Regions from separate parts of the Homo sapiens genome. Here region 2 is linked to region 1. Evidence: chromatin loops called from intact Hi-C (ENCODE). Cell type or tissue: PC-3. All regions are shown on one strand. Each heading gives the region's core, and the rest is flanking DNA. Links, peaks and the distances in the headings are about the cores only.

What was found. Peaks named below come from ENCODE experiments on the same cell type or tissue, not always from the same donor. Only the 100,000 strongest peaks of a DNase experiment are listed, where the experiment ranks them.
Region 2: a loop joins it to region 1, with 4 times the contacts of the local background. A loop is called at or near these places in 4 of 110 quality-filtered maps.

What each region holds. Positions count from the first base shown.
Region 1 is chr2:196,334,988-196,340,369 of GRCh38, reverse strand. All of the region lies in intron 3 of HECW2 (HECT, C2 and WW domain containing E3 ubiquitin protein ligase 2), which reads left to right. Among named protein-coding and RNA genes, the nearest start is that of HECW2-AS1, 78 kb to the right of the region's middle. In PC-3, for the core only: a CTCF peak has its summit at 2,856 (motif pointing right); DNase peaks (open chromatin) are centred at 2,849 and 4,939; H3K27ac peaks cover 1,492 bases.
Region 2 is chr2:196,230,201-196,235,582 of GRCh38, reverse strand. All of the region lies in intron 21 of HECW2 (HECT, C2 and WW domain containing E3 ubiquitin protein ligase 2), which reads left to right. Among named protein-coding and RNA genes, the nearest start is that of HECW2-AS1, 27 kb to the left of the region's middle. In PC-3, for the core only: no CTCF peak of the experiment used is centred there; a DNase peak (open chromatin) is centred at 2,412; H3K4me3 peaks cover 451 bases; H3K27ac peaks cover 1,633 bases.

The DNA.
Region 1 (5,382 bases), core at 236-5,235:
CCACCTTGGCCTCCCGAAGTGCTGAGATTACAGACGTGAGCCACCGTGCCCGGCTGGATGTCATTTTTAAAACCCATTGTCTGGCTAGAGCATTCTTAAAGGGACTCACAATGGAATGTTGGTTGAATCTCTGGAGCTGATTGCATGGAACTTTTTTTTAAAATTGTGAAGAGATTAGACAGTTTCTAAAATATTTTCCACCTCCAATCCTGAAAATGCAAAGTATTTAAAAATGTTTGTTTTTATCTGCAGAAAGGAAATTTGTTTATCTTTAACTCACCAGAAGTCCAAACAAAGGTTTAAAAATCTCTGAAAATTGATCTATTAAAGTTCCAGGGAAAACCTGGATTTGAGCACTACGTAGGCTATTTGTGAATTTAAGATGGCTTTAGTTTGTCTGGATAAATCCCCAGAGGAGGCAGGTAGTCCAAATTTATTTCATTATAGGGCTTACCTGAATGGATTTGAAGGACAAAACCAAGTATAAATGTGGGTAGATGAGCCTCAGGGCATTCAAGAGGAGGGCCAGCTTCATCTACACTTACTTGTCATAAGACAGTCAAGTATTCAAGAGAGCTCAGGCTCACAGAACCTGAATGGGTCATTTGTGCAGTATGCATTTGTGAGTTTTAAAATTTAAGAGGTTTCAAAAGTACTGGCAGGCCAGAATGTCTGTTTCATTCTATACAGTCTTTTATGGGTTGTGGTCATTCATTTATTCATATTTGCTTTCTGTTCTTCCTTCCCTCCTTCCATCCATCTGTCCATCTATCTCCTCATCTATCCTGAAATATTCATTGAGTGCTACCTTTGTGCTGGGTCTTATTCTAGGTGCTCACTAAATCTTGTATCAATGAGTGAGCTTAGAGTACTAAACTTCATCCTACATTGCTATGTACTGAATTGATATGTGATCATTGAGGAATATGACAAAACACTGATATTTGTATAAATTACATAGCGATTTCACATACTTACCCATCCCAGCCCTGGGAAATGTATATAGGATTAGGAAACAGTATGCAAGTGACAACTGTGAGTGAGAGTCTTTTCTCTGAGTGGTGCTCAGGTTGGTACCTTGCCAGAATAGATGTGTCATGGGTGCCTTTTTATTTGGTGTAGATGGGGTGGCCTCGGTCTCTTATTTTTACTATCAGAGCCTTTTCTGTAACTTTCACCATTCCTAAGTCCCCTCCCACCAATATCAGAAAGGTCTTTTTGCCCCTTGGATGGAGATTTAATGCTTTTCATCCCCCATCTTCACACTTTATATTTTAGGCCCAGTTAGTTCTCTAGTCCTATTAGGTTTCTGCCACATCTGCATGGATATTGTCCCTTTTGTTTTTCTGAGTTTTAGCAGAGGAAAGCCTGGCCATTTCAGGCTCCACTGGCCCTTGTTAAAGAGAAGACAACTTCCAGTGACATGTAACTGACAAGTGAGCATGTCACTGGCATGTGGGTAAATTTCCTCAAAAGCATGAAGAGTAAAGCTGTGAATAAGAATCATAATATTAATAGTTTAATGAAAACACATAGGACAATGGTGAAAGTCATGTTCTAGAATAAATTACGATTAGCTTGATTCTTTAAGATTATTCTACCTTTTAAGTAAAATAGATATGATTAAAGGAAGAAGGACATTTTTATTCCATCCATCTTTATGCTTCAAATATTCAACTTCTAGAAACTTGGGGAAAATCCAGACTCTCTAAATAGGAACAGGCTGTTAACTACTGCCTGAGTGAATCGTGTAGCTATTTAAGATGATGGATGAGATCCTAGTCTGAGGCAAAACCATTTCTTGCAGGGAGTGGCTTGTAGAACCTTTTTGCAGAGAGGGCTTGAAATATAATCTTATATAAATGCCTAGGGTTAATACAGCTGAGTTGTGATTGCTTTTCTAAAAAATAATTTTGAATAGGTAATATACGAAAGAGTATAATGTTTAAAAAGTATAAAAATTGAAAGTAAACGTCTCCCCAGCTTCATGTCCAATTGCCAGTTTTCCCACCCTGAAGGCAACCACTACAACCAGTGTCAAGTTATCTATCTGGAAATATTTTATTCATATACAAACCCAGAAATGTATTCTTCTTTTAAACAGGTGGTAGAATGGTTGATTTTAAATGCAGTGTCAGAATTTCACAGTTACAGAAACCCCTTTACTCGAGAACAGGTTTAAGTTCCTAAACACTGTTCAAAGCCCCTCCGCCTCCCCAACTTGCCCTGGAATATGCCCAAAGTGACGTCTCACAAATGACCACCCTCCAACCCATGGTAGAGGGGAGCAGGCATGCTGCTACCCTGAGGGACATCTTCATTTGTATTTATGAAAATTAGTAAGTCAAAAATTTGAAAATAATGGGGCTTTTCTGTTTAAAGAATATTCAAATACAGAGTGCTAAATCTGTATTTTAGCAATGCTATAAGCAAATGTATCCTGAAGATTATCAAAAGGGGCCCTTATATTGCCATGATCTATGACTGGCTTCAGCTGTCCAGAAGGGACCTCAGAGAGCAGATGCCGCTCATCCTCTGTTCTCTTCCTCCTGAGGCTAGACCTGGCTCAGCCGATATCAGGTCCTTACAGGTTCGTACAGGATGCCTTTCCCTTTTCCTAGCTCACTGCCCTCTGAGGCAACATGCTTTCGATTAGTGAATTCAAAATACTCTTTTTATAGCCCAAAAGAATGGAGGTAGATAGATATATAACATATATTATATATTTGGATACATATAAGTATATGCAAATATTAAAATGTTTCTATACAAATATATATTTTATATATATATATTTTTTTATTTTTTTCCCATAATTTGAGGCCAGCAGGGGGAGATGTTGCCTGCCACATCAGGCTGTGGGAAAAAGCAGCTAGGATAGATGGACTCATTCATTGCTCTTTGGTCCATGTCCTCCATCTCTCCTGCTTATGAACAGGAGGGCTGGGCTCTGTGGATCACTGGGGTCCTCCCTAATCAGTCATCGTGCCTGTGCTTACTTCCACCTGCCTTTGTATATATTTCTCAGAAATAGCTTTTTACAAAAAAAAAAAATGCTCCTCTTGCAGTCAGAGGTTACACATTGTAGGTGCAACAGAAGCCTGTGCCCCTGGGCACCAACTTCCCTTTTCCATCCTTCTGAGCATTCTTCCGTTACCTCTTCCAATAACCAAAATATTCAAATATATTAATCAAAATGCTGCTCTCCCCCTTTGTCAGAGGGGATGTTGCTTAGTTACACCATTTTAAAAAATCTTGTATGATGTTCTAAAACATTAAATAACATTTAAAGATGAAAACTCCCACTCAGAGTGGAACATTCTGATATTTTTAGGGGCAGGAATCTTCACTGATGTCCTGCTGAAGGATCCAGCTAGTTTTCATCCCTACGCAAACCACTCCTCATTCTGTCCAGGACTGTTTTCCTCTCTAGTGACCAGCGTGTGTGGTTTTGTAATGGGTGATCTGTGGAAATCCCCTCAGCTTTTTGTTCCTGCGACACACAGCTCTGTAGCACTGGTGGGGGTGGGGGGATTGGATCATGCCCACAAAATCTACTTTTGTGCAATTCGAGATACATTGATCTTAGTTTCAGGGATTCTACTTTGTCATCTGGGTTGGAGATTTTTGTTATAGCAAGGAATAAAGTAACACCCAAAATGGGTCAGCTAGCAAAGTTGGCATGATTATCATCATCCTCCAAAAAAAATAAGCAGTCACATTTTTTTTATCTCATTGTCTGTTACCTAGTCGACTATTAAAACCTTAGGAAAAGAAGATGGCATCCTAACTTGAGACAGAGTTAGGGGAAGATATCTTATAAAAATGCACTTCTCTCTGTGGAAAAATGGCCTGCTCACTCGCTAACCATTGATTTGATCTATGAGGTGCTGCCTGTAGACAGAGCCACGGATGTTTGCTTCCCCAGCATGAAGAGTGTGATACCAATGAGCTCATGTCCAGAGAATTCAATCCCCATGCATGTTACCACACTTTATTCTGCTCGGACCGTCCTCGTGCACACTACTTAGCTTTGTTCTTGCAGACTACATGCTATTCGTCTTGGAAAAAAGCAAGTGGGAGAGTAAAGTTTGCTCAGGTCTGTCCAGCTACTACTATTTCAGAAATAACCAGTAATCTGTGTTTGTGTTCAGGAAAGTCATTTGCAGAAGAGTTCTCAGGGAGGCAAAGTAATAGTAAAGCTAGAATTCCTGCGTAGGTCATCTCGCCATTCTTCAAACCCAGCATGCTTCATCTGTGCCTCCCTGCTTTTGCCACTCCTTAACTCTCTCTAGCCCCATTTTGCTCATCCATTAGACCTGTTTTTTCCATGACACCTTTCTGACTCCACCATGTCCTCTCTCATCTTCTCTACGCTCTCTATGCTGTTCGACCTGGTGCTCTTCCTTTTTAGTGTGTGTCTTTTGTATTTTGCCATGCCTGTGATTGGCATCTCAGCAGCTACACTACAGAACAGCCACTAGACCAGAAACCTTTCCTTGATTCCCTTGCACTTTCTGGCACATTGCTTCCTGGCCATGTGCTGTGGCAGGTACGTAGTAAAAATCTTCTGGCCAATGATGCTTATTAAATTATGAATTATTGGATAGTGACTCACATAAATAATATAAGGACTCAATATTTTTACCCCATAACAACTTTTGTTTTTTTGAGATTTAGTATTTGTTCATTGGTAGGAAGAGTGTAATGATATAAATTCCTGGAAGAGGATTTTTCTTCAGTTATCATATCTTTCTCTTAAAATAAGGAAACCAAAGACCCTGCAGGAGGCCATTTGGTACAGTCGAGAAAGTCAGTGAAAGATGAACTTCCTTAGGGAAATACATTGAGCAGCCCCACTTTAATAGTCCTGGTGACTCATTTGAGAGAGGAACTCCCTCCCGTAGCCTAGGATTCTCCCTCCAGGGCCTGCCCATCAGCATCCTTGCATATTTAGAACGACACCTTGGGAGAAATGCATCTCGCAGTGACACTTCAGTGACTCAGACGCTTTGTATACAGAGAAATTCCAGTGACTGTAGGTTTATCTTTAACACAGTTTGGTTTCGTGCTTTGGAATTGTAGTTACTTTCCAAAAACCATAATTGGCATTTGTATTACTTTCTATCAAAGTGGAATTATCAGAAAAAAATGTATGAAATGTGTGGATTGCCACAAGCTGTGAGATATAGACATCAGTTGTTTGTAGATTTGATCCCTGTCTACTGGGTGTATTTAAATGACTTGGAAAATTAAAATAATATAAATTTACAGATCCTGTCACTAGAGAATCTACTACAGTATACTTCCATGCTTTGTTAGACTGCTTTTCCTCTATTTCCATTGAGAGCTACAGTCAATGTAGATAGAGGTTATGAGTGA
Region 2 (5,382 bases), core at 59-5,058, 100 kb after region 1:
TTTATTTGCATACATCTGAAACATGATATATAAATTGTTCCTAAAATAGAATAGTTGAGTCAAGAGAAATGATGGGAAAATTTATAGTCAGAAATTTACAGGATGGCTGCAAATTCCATGCAAGGTAGAATTAGCCCCACAATACTAGAGATGTATGTATTCAATTTAGAAATACAAAAATAAGGCCAGGCGTGGTGGCTCACACCTGTAATCCCAGCACTTTGGGAGGCTGAGGCAGGCAGATCACGAGGTCAGGAGATTGAGACCATCCTGGCTAACTCATGGTGAAACCCCGTCTCTAATAAAAATACAAAAAAATTAGCTGGGCATGGTGGTGAGTGCCTGTACTCCCAGCTTCTAGGGTGGCTGAGGCAGGAGAATTGCTTGAACCTGGGAGGCAGAGCTTGCAGTGAGCTGAGATCACACCACTGCACTCCAGCCTGGGCGACAGAGCGAGACTGGGTCTAAAAACAAAAAAAAAATACAAAAATAATCCTAGAGTCTATAAATACAAATACTTTAGTTGATTAGTTCATCACCAACTAAGATCACATTTTATATTATGCTTTGGCTTTTTACAAAAAGTAGGTAGTTTCTAAGCCCTATCTTGTAACTAGTGATTTAATTTGGTTAGAGCTGGAGGTTTTGCTTTAGTCATGAAAATTTCCACACAACTTAATCTGGTTATCTGCCTTTGCAAAGTTGTGGGGAAGGGAGATCGGCAGTGGTGGAGTGGCTGAAAACTGAGTCATCTTGACTGAATGTGGCGTGAAATTGCACGCAGGGGTTGCCTATTTCTGCTGGGCATCAGTCTACTAAGAAGTTGCTTCTCTAGGGTTGAGGTCAATGAAATACTACATATTCTCCAGTGAATTATTCTACGTATTTTCCAGCTCTATTATTATACTGCACATTCTCCAGTGTATTATTTTCTTTTGAATTAAAAGTCCTAGCAACTAAAGTTATATGATTTAAAAAGTTACCTAGATGCTAGGCATGGTGGCTCATACCTATAATCCCAGCACTTTGGGAGGCCAAGGTGGGAGTATTGCTTCAGGCGAGGAGTTCCAAACTAGATTGGGCAACATAGTGAGACCCCATTTCTATAAAAAATAAATAAATAAATAATTAGCTGGTTGTGATGGCTTGTGTCTGTAGTCCTAGATACTTGGGAGGCTGAGGCAGGAGGATCGCTTGAGTCCAGGAGCTCAAGGTTACAGTGAGCTACGATTGTGCCACTGTACTCCAGCCTGGGTGACAGAGCAAAACCCTGTCACCCTGTCTCTTTAAAAAAAAAAAAAAACTGGATTAGACTGTTGTGTTCTGATAAGGCGTGGGGCCACTAATTTCTTAATACCCAAAACATTAAAGAAATAGTGGCCTGCGTAAAGAGAGGAGGTTTACACTGTGATTGCCCTGCCTCTTTTTCTCCATGGCCAACCCTGTAAAAGGCACCTTTCTTAAGAAAGAATGAGTTTATTATGTGTGAGGTGCCATCAATATGACATCAATCATGTCTTGCAGAGCCACACTTTGACTGGGGTGGAGATGTGTACAAGCAGTTTTAGTTTGGGAGTTTAAGAACTTCCTGTAATATCTTCCTTTTGAGCTTTCTGTAACTCCCCTGAGACAGGCAAATGAAAGCAACTAGGGAGGATGAGATCTGAAGGAGTTTTCTTCAGTCTCTGCTTATAAAGTAACCAACCAGTTCTTACATATGACTGGTCAGATCCTCACTAGAAGCTGTTTGAGGCCCTGAGCTTGGTCATTAATTTCTCAGAAATCTGTGAAGCTTCAAGGTACACTTTATGGTGTTCCCTTTTTTTCTTCCAAAAAGAGACATTCACAGGATAACCTAAATTACCCAAACCTTTCTAAAGAAGGATGCTTCTGTATCTAGGCTTTGGTTTGGTAGCACCTGGTAAGACTTTGTTTATCATATCAAAATACCTTACTCACCTACCAGGCTTTCTTAATTGGCTCAAGAACTAACACCTTGCTGCTATAAATATCTGAGGGTGAATCAGAAGGTGTGTAGGCCATGTGTGCCTGAACCAACTTGTAGGAAATGGTGTGACTTCCCAAGGCCATCATCTTCTTTCATTTTATAGTCTGCTTTCATTAGAATACTTAGTTTTCAGTAATTCTTAGTTGAAAATAAAGAATGGGAGAATAAAATTTGTTATTTTAACAAATTTTGGGTGCCACTGACAACTTGGGTGGAGTGCCAACCCAGCCATGTGATGATATTTAAAATGCTCTATCAGCACTTGGGGCTCCAGACTACATGGCCACCCTGGAGACATCTGTGCTTATTCGGAAATGCCCTCAGATGCAGCTGTTGTGCGGCTACACACCCGTCGTCCAGAGTTTTTATATTTCCGTGCCAAGCCTTTAGCTGTGGAACCAACCTAACTGGCAAAACAGGAATGTAACAGACAATCCCTGTGATATGAGTCATATTAACTATTTATATGAAAGAAGTTGCTAAGACATTACAGGAAGCAAAGGCATGATGTACCCTGCTGTGACATGTTTTACTGAGTTAGCTAGGCTTATTTATAAATTGTAATCTACAACCTGCTCTCAGATAGGCAGTTCTAAGCTTTGGATTATAATCAAATCAAAGTTTAAGACTATTTTGGCTTTAGAGGTGACTCCATCAGTGCTTCTAGAGTTAAAAGTCAGCAGATAAAAACTTGACCAGTTGAAGACACATTTTCTCCTAGAGGAACTAACTGTTAGCTCTGTTTTTGCTTGGGAAAACAAGACTTTTCATTTTCAGTTTAATTCCTCAGGGAACATTCATCTCATCTTCAGCCAGATTCAGCTATCATCATAAAAAGGGAACTAATCAGTGAGGTCAGTCTTTGTTGTTTTAGCAAACTTTACCACCTGAGAAGATATTACATGTTAAACTTTCTAAGCATAATTTACTTGATGATTTCTGACAATGTTTTCAAATTGAGCAACCTTTCAGGGATTGGTATAACCTGTTCATGTCATTGAATCAATATACCACTCAAAGGCAAATGTGCAAATCTGCTAGATACCAAATAACAATGTAAGCAATGTTGATTTTTCTTTAGAAAGCATCAAAGAGCTCCACTCATTGATTCAACAATATATATTGAGCCCCCACTGTGTATCAGGCTAGGTACAGATATAAAAATGAGTAAAACATGGTCCCTGCCCCAGTGTAGTTACAGACTAGTATGTATGTATAGGGGAGGCAGGCACATAGACAGATAATTGTAATGCACTCTATAAGTGCAGTATTATTAAAATACTCAGAGGTAAAGCTTAAAGAAACCCTGATACTTCTAACTGAATGCCACAGTTTAATTTTAAGCAGGCAAAATCCCATTTTACTTTTACCAGTTGTCTGTAAGAAAACTGACTCCTGAAGTATTTGCCTCATGTTTCAGCTGTCTCCGACCTTATCCATTGTATGCTCTATTGTGTCTGAAAGCCTCACAGAGAATGACCATGGCTGACGGGTGCTCACTCTGTGCCTCACACTTAGTATTCTACCCACTCCTTGAGGTTGCGTACACCCTAGGATATTGTAAGCTAGATTTTTTTTTTATTTGATACAAAGTCTCTCTCACTGTCACCCAGGCTGGAGTGCAGTGGCGCGATCTCTGCTCACTGCAAGCTCTGCCTCCTGGGTTCACGCCATTCTCCTGCCTCAGCCTCCCAAGTAGCTGGGACTACAGGCGCCCACCACCACATTCTGCTAATTTTTTGTATTTTTAGTAGAGACGGGGTTTCACCATGTTAGCCAGGATGGTCTCGATGGTCCTGACCTTGTGATCCGTCTGCCTCAGCCTCCCAAAGTGATGGGATTACAGGCGTGAGCCACTGCCCCCGCCCATAAGCTAGATATTTTAACAAGTAGTATTTTCCTCCTATTTTCTTTCTTTTGTAACAGAGGTTAGCAAAATTTTCCTGTAAAGGGCTAGGTGGTAAATATTTGGGATTTCACCAGTCAAACCTCTATGGCACCTACTCAACTCTGCCCTTGTAGCAGGAAAGCGGACAACATCAATACATAAATGGGCACAGCTGTGTTCCAGTAACACTTTATTTACAAACCAGAGGGTGGGGCAGATTGGACCTGCAGGTTTGCCAACCGCTACTCTATTAGCAGTATTTTTTTAGTCTTGATGAACATTTAAAATTGGCTGAAGGGTAGGCTGTAAGAAGTAACAAGCATTAAACTTGGGGTCAGGGCACCTGCCTGAAGACCCCAAGGCCTGCTGGTTCTTCCATTTGCAGTTTTCATGTGATACAAGTCAGTGATCTCTTTCGGCCTTAGTCGTCTCTATAAAATGATGGCATTGGACAAAATGACTTCTAAGATGACTTTGACCACGGGCATGCTCTGTTTCTAAAAGACACAGGGGACTAAGTCTCAAAAAGTGAAATTTTAATCGGGAAAAGTATGGTCTAGTGTTAAGGCCTTTTTTTTTTTTTTTTTTTTTTTTGAGACGGAGTCCTGCTCTGTCGCCAGGCTGGAGTGCAGAGGCGCCATCTGCAACCTCTGACTCCCTGGTTCAAGTGATTCTCCTGCCTCAGCCTCTCGAGTAGCTGGGATTACAGGCATGCGCCACCACACCCAGCTAATTTTTTGTATTTTTAGTAGAGACGGGGTTTCACCATGTTGGCCAGGATGGTCTCAATCTCCTGACCTCGTGATCCGCCTGCCTCAGCTTCCCAAAGTGCTGGGATTACAGGCGTGAGCCATGGCACCCAGCCATATTAAGGCTTTTAAAAGATGCAGCTACATGCAGACAGGATGGGGGAGTCCTGGGTTAAAGCAGTTTAGATGAAAGGTTTCGGGCTTTAGCTGATGACTAGCACTTTGTAAGTCAACAAAGTAAAGTGGTTGCTCCAAAGGCAGGATAAGTTTAACCTGCATCGCCGGAGAAAAGTGTCGAGGAGTTTCTAAGCTCTGTGCTGAGAAGACCTCACCTGGAGTGTTACGATCAAGTCTTTAATGCCACCAGGGTAGAGAAGGAATTCTCACCCCTGCCCTGAGAGAAGGTTGAAGGAAGTGGCCATGCTCAGGAGTGGGAAAGGGAGAGAAGGAGGCTGGGACCAGGAGATGGAAACTGCTAAACCTAAAGTTCCAATGGAAAATGACTTTGAAAACGTTTTATATCTTCAGGATCTAGATTAGCACCCCATATGTAATCAGCACACAGACTTTTGTTGAAAGAAAGCTTCTGAGTATGTAAAGAATGTTCAAGTGGAAGAAATATTCTATTTGTTCCTGGCGGCGTCACAGGCCAGAAGTAGGTCAGCGGGAGGAAGCCGCAAAGGCTGCCTTCGTCACAGCATAAGGAGGGACAGGTAGTCTGTGCATCCCTGCATGGA